Linked DNA regions of Mus musculus: region 1 is linked to region 2. A link is a loop called in an ENCODE intact Hi-C map of the cell type or tissue named here. Cell type or tissue: heart. All regions are shown on one strand. Region 1 overlaps Hmox2 (heme oxygenase 2). Region 2 overlaps Dnaja3 (DnaJ heat shock protein family (Hsp40) member A3).

Region 1 (5,000 bases), 66 kb before region 2:
TTTCAATCTCAATCCTCCAGCCTTGCTTCAGCCTTCTAGATCACACACATGTATCACCACATCTAGTTTACAATATGTATTTTTAAGATAATAAAATAATACTAATAGCCTTCTGTCTATCATTTTAAGGTTTCTAAACTCCAAGTACAATTTACTTATCCCCTTTAAAGAATACTGAGTCCTTAAGGTGTCTGAAAGCTCCCTTCCTGGGAAGGCTCAGTATCACTTTCAACCATCATAGGCTACTGCTAAGGGAGACAACTTGTGTCCATTCCTGTCACCTAATCACCATTCCTCAAGGGACTGACCATATAGAGTAACACTAAGAGGTAACAATTATCTCCAATCTCTGAAAAGATACATTTCCAAATCCCCTGCTGACATGTTTACTCTAGGATATACTTCTTTAAAATTGCTCATAGCTGGGCTAGAGAGATGGCTCAATGGTTATGGCTCAATGGTTAAGAGCACTGACTGTTCTTTCAGAGGTCCTGAGTTCAAATCCCAGCAACCACATGGTGGCTCACAGCCATCTGTCATGAGACCTGATTCCCTCTTCTGGTGTCTGAAGACAGCTACAGTGTACTTACATACAATAAAGAAATAAATCTTTTTTTAAAAAATTGCTCATAGCAATCTGTTCAATAATAATATATAGATAGTCACACTATAAAGAAAGAAAATAAATCACACAGCCTAACAGCCAAGGACACTAAGTTACTCAAAGGACAGTAAACAATGGAATGCTAGCACAGCTATGGCAAGCTGATTAAGCTGTGATCATGCACACACACATTAAAAAAGCCAAACCACTGACTACAACTATACATTAACAGCATACAGGGCTGCTGTGGCTCAGAGGTACAGTTCTTGCCCAGCATGGATTACATCAGTATATAGGTACACTAATACTGATAGGAAATTTGGAAAACTCTTCAGTCATAGTTTTTGTCGAACAACTTAGCCGACTGGCTGTTTCTTTTATGTAGCATGATCCTATTAGAGAGAAAAAAAGGGAAAGAGACAAATACAAGGAAGGAAAGGGTAAGAAGGAAACCCAGAGATAGGAATTGGATGGTATAAGCAAACTAGTTAAGATATTTCCTGAACTAATCAACAAGAAAGTCAGTCCTTGGCCCTTCTGCTAATCACAAGTTCCAGAAAGGTCACTTCTGTGCACCCTTCCCCTTTAAAAAACTGACTGCTACTCTATATTCTCATGCAGTCAGCTGTTTTTCAATCAGCTATGATTTTCATGCTAATACCTGATTTGAGTGAAGCAGCAAGTTCCTATCACAGAGACTTCCAGCAAGAGATTCCTACAGATCTACCCAGCAAATCTAGAACATCCACCTCAAAGACAGTGTTCCTGGTAAATCATTGCAAAGGCACCAGGACTTTCTGAAATAACACGTTATTCAAAGAAACTCTCCTTCATGGAGACTAGCTCCAAAAATTTCACAAGGCCAGGTAATTCAGAGCACTGCTGCCTAGCAGAAATGTAACCTAAGGACTATATCACGGTTCATTCCCTATCTAATAATAAAGACTTCTTATATTCATTCTATACTGAACACAAAAAAGAAATGGCTGTCTACAGTTCAAGAGTTCACTCCTATATTGACCTGGCACCATCTTGCCCTATATGTGACCACCTCCACTTAAACAAGAAGCTTCCTACCCAGCAGATGAAGATTTCCCTCAGACTCAGTTTATCAGCACACCTCATAGCCTCCAACCTGCATTTTAACCGGGCGCCATGTTGGAGGGCTGGTGGTAGCGGCTCGGGGAGGTTCTCGCTCTGTCCGTCTCGCTCCGTCTCTCGCTTCCCCCCGCCCCGGCTCCCTTCGGGACCCCCCTCCCCGGTCGCCGGCGTGTGGCGGAGTGTGTGCGAGGGCGGGGGCGGGCGTCCGGGGGGGGCGGGGGCGGGCGCCGCGGCCCCCGGGACGGCGGCCGAGGGAGGCGCCGGCGGCGAGGGACTGCGCGGCGCCATGGACGTCGAGAGGCTGCAGGAGGCGCTGAAAGATTTTGAGAAGAGAGGGAAAAAGGAAGTTTGTCCTGTCCTGCAGAAGATGGAGGTCTGGTTTGTGAAATTTCAGAGGGAAAATTAAAGACTCTTTTCAGGGCCATTGCTGTTTTGATTGTGAAGATTCTGTAGTTCTGGTTAGCTGGGGCTGAAGAATCAGCTGTGATTAACAAGATACCAGAACTACTAAAGCAAAAACTTTGCATTACTGGGACTATTGATGCTGGTTAGCTGGAGCTAAGAAATTAGCGGTGATTAAGAAGAGACCAGCATCATTGAGGTGACATCTTCTGGGAAGTGTTTTCTGAGAGCACAGTGGCTGCGTTCCAGATATAGCCAAAGTTGTACCTTGTGCTCTGGCTGGACTTGGTAACGTGTAAGGGTCACCCAGGTGGTACTGGTTTTGAAGGCATGAAGGAGTTGAGCAGAGCAGCTGAGACTTAGCACTGTGAGAGGCCATGGAAGGCCATTGGTGAAAGTGCAGCCTCAGTTGCAATTGATGGCCTAGGACTGAAGGGGTCATGCAGTGTTTTGGAGATGCCAGTACCATGAGATGACCACCAAGAGCAGCAGCAGCAGTGGAGTAGAGGCATCTGGAGCCTAAAGGATGACGCGTGTGCTACAAAGGGCATGGCTGGAGAAGTGACCCAAGCCCTTGGAGGAGCCCAGAAGATCGTGAGTTGGATCCCAGACATTGGACGGTTGGAGATTGATTTTTGCTTTTGATTGTGACTGTGCCCTGATATTTTCCCTCTTGAAGGAAGAAACTGTTTTAGTGATGCCCACAGTTAAGAGACTTTTAATTTAAAAAGACTTTGGATTTTTAAAAGAGATGGATATTTTAAAGAGATTGAAATTTTAAGAATATGTAAAGACTGTGGGACATTTAAAGTTATTTAGACTCTCAATGTGCACTCAGAATGCACTGGAAATACAAGCTAAATGAAAGTTATGTGTTGGGTGTGCAATTGGGTGCCATGTCTAAATTGGTCAGTATAAGATTTGATTTTAACTTCAGATCCGGTTCTTTTTTCTCTTTACTTTCAAAGTTTTAGTTGACAAATAATTATATATATTTATTGTACACAATGTGATGATTTTAAACATGCATACATTGTGGAATGATTCACACTATCAACCTTAGGAAATGGAATTAGTATTAGGCATTCCTGGGTGAGCTTTTCAGACCTTTCCAGAACCAGGAAATGGCCAACATAATAAACCCAGTCCCTGAAGGCAGCATAGAGAGTAACTTGGACTCTTTAGCGCTATTTAAAATCTAGCATTTGTGAATGCCTGTTATCACAGCACTTGAGAAGTGCAACAGGAGGACTGCCAGAAACGCCAAAGCCAGTTTGAGCTATATAGCAAGACCCTATTTGAAAACAATACAAAACAGCCAAGAGGGATGGGGGAAAATAAAACCTAGCGTTTGTAAGAATTGCACATAAACAGGGTAAAATTGTTTTGATCATGAGCCTGAAAATCATTGTGGGTTGGTAAGTGAACCAATTCCCAAACAAGCCTACATTCACCCACACAAAGCACACCAAATTCCCCTAGTACTTAAAATAATTTTTAAAAGAATTAACTAAGCTGGGTGGTAGTGGCACATGTCTTTAATCCCAGCACTCAGGAGGTAGAGGCAGGTGGATGGATCTGATGCCAGCCTGATCTACAGAGGGAGTTCCAGGACATCCAGAGCTACAAAAAGAAAACATGTCTCAGGAAACAATAACAACACCCCTCCCCTACACACACAAAACAAAACAAAGCAAAACAAAAAACCCCCACAAAAACACAGAAACAAAAAACAAAACCAAAAAGAATTAACTAAATACTAAGGGACCAGTTTTGCATTCCATGTAGCAAATGGATGTACAGAGAAGATGTAAGCTGTTTTCTAGGTTAGCTGCCACTTCACCTGATATTGGAGGGACATGCTATGTAGACCTGCCAGTATACTGCAGCTACCTCTGGACTTCTACTTATGGCTAAAAATTATTAGAATCCCAGCTCATCTTCAAGAGTGGAAGGTGCAGCTTGACCCTGCATAAAAGGCCCGGACTTTAGGGATAAAAATATTTTGATTTGAGAGATGAAGCCTCCATATTCAGTAGCTCTTGGCACTGTATGAGCCATAATTTCCTGAAAGCTGAGTTTCCTCATCCATAAAACAGGCCAAGAAAAACTACTTACCTTCTCAAATATGCTATGAGGACTGAAATGAGATACCTTACATGAAAATATTATATGAAATAAACGTAATGCTGCCTTAAATGTTGATCTCTTATTGAGAAAGTGTTGGTAAGATTTAACAACTGGGAAAGTCCTGGGTTTCACCCCAACTAGGTTTAGTAACCTGGGCACAGTAGCATAAGCCAACACGTAGGAGGTGAAGGCAGGAGGTTCAAAGTTGGATATACAAGAGTTCAAGGCCAGCATGGGATACATGAGATCCTTTCCCAAACAGCACAAAAACTAAGAAATAGCAACTGGACAACTGTGGAACAATGAGGAAGGAAGTATGAGAAATCCAGCCAATTCATATGATTCTAGACACGTCATACCAGATTGCAGTGTGAAGAAATGGCAATGTTCTTTTCATGTTCCCAAGGCAGGAAAGAATGCCCACACCAAATGGCATTCTTTGGGCTGGCTCAGTTTAATTGTTAGCTGTGTTTGGTGCTAGGACAACAGAGAGCTAAATCAATTCTAACCCAACAAGACATTTGATAACAGAGGCCTCTCAACACCCTATGGAGATCATGTTATCTCGATAAACAGTTTCTGAGTTTCCATAATAAATGGGCCAAGGTCTCTGAACTCTGACACTGTCATTCCCCAGGAAATCTAATACAAGTTTCACTCTTTTTACATAAATTTCACTCTTTCCTCATTTGATTTGTTGAAGTTCAACTCCACAGTTCACTGAACAGATGACTATTAACCTCTTGCTTTAACAACAGCAAGA
Region 2 (5,000 bases):
TTTTATTTGGTGTTTTGCCTGTATGTGTATCTGTGTGAAGGTGTTGGATCCTCTAAAACTGGACTTAGAGATGGTTATAAGCTTCCATGTGGTTGCTGGGAATTGAATCCAGGTCCTCTGGAAGAGCAGACAGTGCTCTTAAGCACTGAACCATCTCTCTCGCTCCTTTCTTCAGCTTTCAAATGTACACTTGCATCAGGCCCTCTCAGGGGCCCACAGGCCTGCAGCTCCAGACTGGGCCACTGCCACTGCTTCTAGCTTTAGACTGAGCAGCTGCCAGTTGCTCTGATGCTACAGCCTGTAGGTGCCACCATGGGCTCTTGAGCAGCACCTTTCTTTTACAAATTATATATATATATATATATTTTTTTTTTTTTTGGTTTGGTTTTTCAAGACAGGGTTTCTCTGTGTAGCCCTGGCTGTCCTGGAACTCACTTTGTAGACCAGGCTGGCCTCAAACTCAGAAATCCGCCTGCCTCTGCCTCCCGAGTGCTGGGATTAAAGGCGTGCGCCACCATGCCCAGCACAAATAATTTTTATAAGCCTGGCATGGTGGTTCATATTTTTAATCCTAGCACTTGGGAGGCAAAGGCAAGCAAATCTCTTAGTTCCAGCCATCCGGGGTACAAAGACACCCTGTTTTAAAAAAAACAGTAATAATTTTATGTGTATGGGTATTTTGCTTGCATTGATGTCTGTCTACCACTTGTGTACCTGGTGCTCTCGGAAGCCAGAAAATCGTCAGGTGTAGTGCATGTTACTAATCCCAGCACTGAGAGGAAAGGGCTGGTGAATCTCTGTGAGTTCAAGGCCAGCCTGGTCTGCAGAGCAAGTTCCAGGACACCAGAGAAACCCTGTCTCAGAAAGAGAAAAAAAAGCCAGAAGACGGCACTGGATCCCTTGAAACTGGAGGTATAGATGGTTATAAGTTACCAATTGGGTGCTGGGAATTGAACCTGGGTCCTCTAGAATGCTTGTAACATTGTAATGAGTCATCTCTCCAGTCCCTCAGCAGCTGATCTTATGATCCAATTAATAAATCTCTGATTGCCTATATCCTATAGGTTCTACTTCTCGAGAAAGCTCTAGCACAGATTAGCTATGGCTGACAGGTAATAAAACCTTCGTACTTACTGAACTATGACTCTACATGTTGCTATCTAGGCCCTTGAACACATAAACACATGCAGAACCCATTGGGGATAGTCAACTCCAAGAGGAATGCTATGGTAATTTGAATGAAAATGGCCCCCACAGACTCACAGGGAGTGACACTATTAGAAGGTGTGGGTTTATTGGAGGAAGTGTGTCACTAAGAGTGAGTTTTGGGATTTCAGAAGCCAGCCCCAGTGTTGCTTTCTCTTCCTGCTGTCTGCTGATCCAGATGCAGAACGCAAAGCTACCCTTCTAGCACCATGAAAAAAAACTTGCTGTGGCCATGGTCTCTCTTCACAGAACTAAAACCCTAACTACGGGGCTGCAGAGATGGCTTACTGGTTAAAAGCACTGACTGCTCTTCCAGAGGTCGTAAGGTCAATTCTCAGCAACTACATGGTGGCTCACAACCATCTGTAATGGGATCTGATGCCCTCTTCTGGAGTGTCTGAGGAGAGCGACAGTGAACCCATAAACATAACATTAAATAAATAAATAAATAAATAAAACAGAAACAAGAACAACAACAACAAAACCCTAGCTAAGACACAGGGTCATTCTCCAATAATTCTGTAACTGGTCAATGGTTCTCTCACAGATATTTGGTTTCTTCCTATGTGCTTTACGGTCTATTTTTACAATTGCTAACTTAAGTCATCAAATAAGGACTGATTTGATCAGTCTAACTGGGATTTCCCGAGATCAGCTATCAATATGAATTACCTGAGTATATTTATTGATCAGATGAACCTTGCTCTTGTTTTGTTTTGTATGAAGGCAGACTATATAGCCCTGCTTAGCCTTAAACTTACAGAAATTCTCTTGCCCTCAGCCTCACCAGTGCTAAATTACATATATGCCACCACTTCGGGTCTCTTTTCTTTTTTAAAAATTACACCTATTCCTTTTGTGTACATATGTGAGTGTTCAAATGCTATGGAACTCAGCAGGGGTCAGAGGACGATTTATGGAAGTTGCTGAGGATTGAACTTGTCATCAGGCTTGGCAGCAGATAGATCGCACCAGCCTGTTTTCTTCATTTAGAGTCTAAGTTAGCAGAACTAGCAGGGACACAGCACCACCCTGGACTGTATGATATGCCAAGCTATCTTGTGCAGTGCAGACTCTGATGTGTGCACAGAGCTGAATGGCCAGTGAATGAACCCACAAGTCACATTACCTCATAAGCTTCTGCCAGCTGGGAAAACTTCTCCTTGGCTTTGGGATCATCCTTATTTGTGTCTGGATGATATTTCTTGGCAAGCTAAGGGGAAAAAAAGTAAATTACTATAGATATGGATAGTCACTAAAACAGAACCCAAATACTTGCTACAATTATGTCTCTTTATAACAGCTGTCTCTCTTAAGATAGCAACAAAAATTTTTTTTTTTTTTTTTTGGTTTTTCGAGACAGGGTTTCTCTGTATAGCTCTGGCTGTCCTGGAACTCACTCTATAGACCAGGCTGGCCTCGAACTCAGAAATCCACCTGCCTCTGCCTCCCAAGTGCTGGGATTAAAGGCGTGCGCCACCACGCCCGGCCAAGACAGCAACAAATTCTTAAAGCAAGATTTAAAATTTGAAAATAAATCATTCCTTCACAGATGTCTTAGGGGCCAGAGAGATGACTCAGCAGTTAAGAGCACTGGCTACTCTCCCAGAGGTCCTGAGTTCAATTCCCAGCAACCACAGGGTGACTCACAACCATCTGTAATGAGATCTGGTGCCATCTTCTGGCAAGCATGTACACATGCAGGCAGAACACTCCATACATAATAAATAAAACAATCTTTAGGAAACAAAGCATTTACTACTCTTGCAGAGGACCTGGATTCAGTTCCCAGCTCTGATGTGTTAGATCACAACTCTAAAACTCCAGTTCCTGGGGATTTGATGTCCTTTTCTGATCTCTGAAGGCACCAAGAATGCATGCAGTATATGTACATGAGACAAACATGCATGCACACAAACCAAAAATAAATATATGTTAAAAGTAATAAGTAGGGTCTGGTGAGATGGCTCAGCAGGTAAGACCACTGACTGCTCTTCCGAAGGTCCTGAGTTCAAATCCCAGCAACCACATGGTGGTTACCTGTAATGAGATCTGACACCCTCTTCTGGTGTGTCTACAGTGTACTTATGTATAGTAATAAATAAATCTTTGAGCCGGAGCAAGCAGAGGTCCTAAAATTTAATTCCCAACAACCACATGAAGGCTCACAACCATCTGTACAGCTACAGTGTACTCACATATATAAAAATAAATAAAGGGCTGGTGAGATGGCTCAGCAGGTAAGAGCACCCGACTGCTCTTCCAAAGGTCCTGAGTTCAAATCCCAGCAACCACATGGTGGCTCACAACCATCCGTAATGAGATCTGACTCCCTCTTCTGGTGTGTCTGAAGACAGCTACAGTGTACTTACATATAATAAATAAATAAATCTTTAAAAAAATAAATAAATAAAAATAAATAAATAAATCTTTTTTTAAAAAAGTAATAAGTAAATACTTGACTAGCCCTTTAGCATCCTGGTGCTCTGAACCTATGCAACAGGGAAGCAAATAACCTGCACAATTTTGGTTGGTTGGTTGGTTTGGTTTTACAAGTCAGGGTTTATGTAGCCCTGGCTGTCCTAGAATGAGCTCTGTAGACTAGTATGGTTTTTTGTTTTGGTTTGGTTTGGTTTTGAGACAAACTGGCCTTAAACTCACAGAGCTTCGCTTGCCTCTGTCTCCCAGTACTGGGATAAAAAGGCAGCACAACCACACCTGGCTTGCCTGCTGTGCAAGGTTTTGAAGAATTACGTAATAAACGTATGACAGTTACTGCTATAAAAAATAAAGAAATTAAGAATTAAGAAAGAATTATGAGGAGCTGGAGAGATGGCTCAGCAGTAAGAGCACTGACTGCTCTTCCAGAGCTCCTGAGTTCAATTCCCAGCAGCTACGTGGTGGCTCAAAAACATCCATAATGGGATCTGATGCCCTCTTCTGGTGTGTCTGAAGTCAGCTACAGTGTACCCCTATATATAAAATACATAATGATAAAACTGCTTTAAAAAAAAGAGTAATGATGTTTACCTATATAATTTCTATTTATTTATATATGTCATAATTGTGTGGACAGCATGGTGTACGTGTGAAATCAGTTCTCTCCTGACTTTAAATGGTTTTGGAGGAATTGAACTCAGGTCACTAGGCTTGATGTCAAATGCCTTTACCCACTGGGCCATCTTACCTGCCTCTTCTCTTCTTTCTTAAAACGTTAACAGATTGATATCACATTCATTGCCCACCAAAGGCACCCCAAACTCCATCTTTCCCAGATCATTCCATAGGCTCGGCTGCTTGTGACCTGCCTTAGCAGGCTATACATCAAGGCAGTAAGGACCAGACAACATCAGCACCAAGCTGGGTTGAAGAGATGGCTCAGTGGCTAAGAGCACATACCCCTTTCCCAAAAGACCTGAACTCAATTCTCAGCCATGTTAGATGGTTCACAGCTGCCTGTAACTATAGTCCCAAGGGGATCCCTTACCCCTGTCCTCTGTGAACATCTGCAGTCATGTGCATATTCCACAGATGCACAAATTTAAAAACTAAAACAAAAGCCAGGCATGGTGGCACATGCCTTTAATCCCAGCACTCGGGAGGCAGAGGCAGGCAGATTTCTGAGTTCCAGGCCAGCCTGGTCTACAGAATGAATTCCAGGACAGCCAAGGCTACACAGAGAAACCCTGTCTCGAAAAGCAAAAACAAAAAAAAAAAAAAAACCAACAAAAATTAAAGCAAAACATACACACACATACACACACAGTGACCAGACCAGCAATCTTTCTACAGTC

What was found. Peaks named below come from ENCODE experiments on the same cell type or tissue, not always from the same donor. Only the 100,000 strongest peaks of a DNase experiment are listed, where the experiment ranks them.
Region 1: a loop joins it to region 2, with 2.7 times the contacts of the local background. A loop is called at or near these places in 2 of 42 quality-filtered maps.

The regions. Positions count from the first base shown.
Region 1 is chr16:4,753,852-4,758,851 of GRCm38, reverse strand. All of the region lies in intron 1 of Hmox2 (heme oxygenase 2), which reads right to left. Among named protein-coding and RNA genes, the nearest start is that of Hmox2, 30 kb to the right of the region's middle. In heart, a CTCF peak has its summit at 2,030; no DNase peak of the experiment used is centred here; H3K4me3 peaks cover 1,496 bases; H3K27ac peaks cover 1,058 bases.
Region 2 is chr16:4,687,400-4,692,399 of GRCm38, reverse strand. It overlaps Dnaja3 (DnaJ heat shock protein family (Hsp40) member A3), which reads right to left. Exons shown (of 11, transcript NM_001135112.1): 3 at 2,336-2,419. Among named protein-coding and RNA genes, the nearest start is that of Dnaja3, 5.8 kb to the right of the region's middle. In heart, CTCF peaks have their summits at 1,611 (motif pointing left) and 2,888 (motif pointing left); no DNase peak of the experiment used is centred here.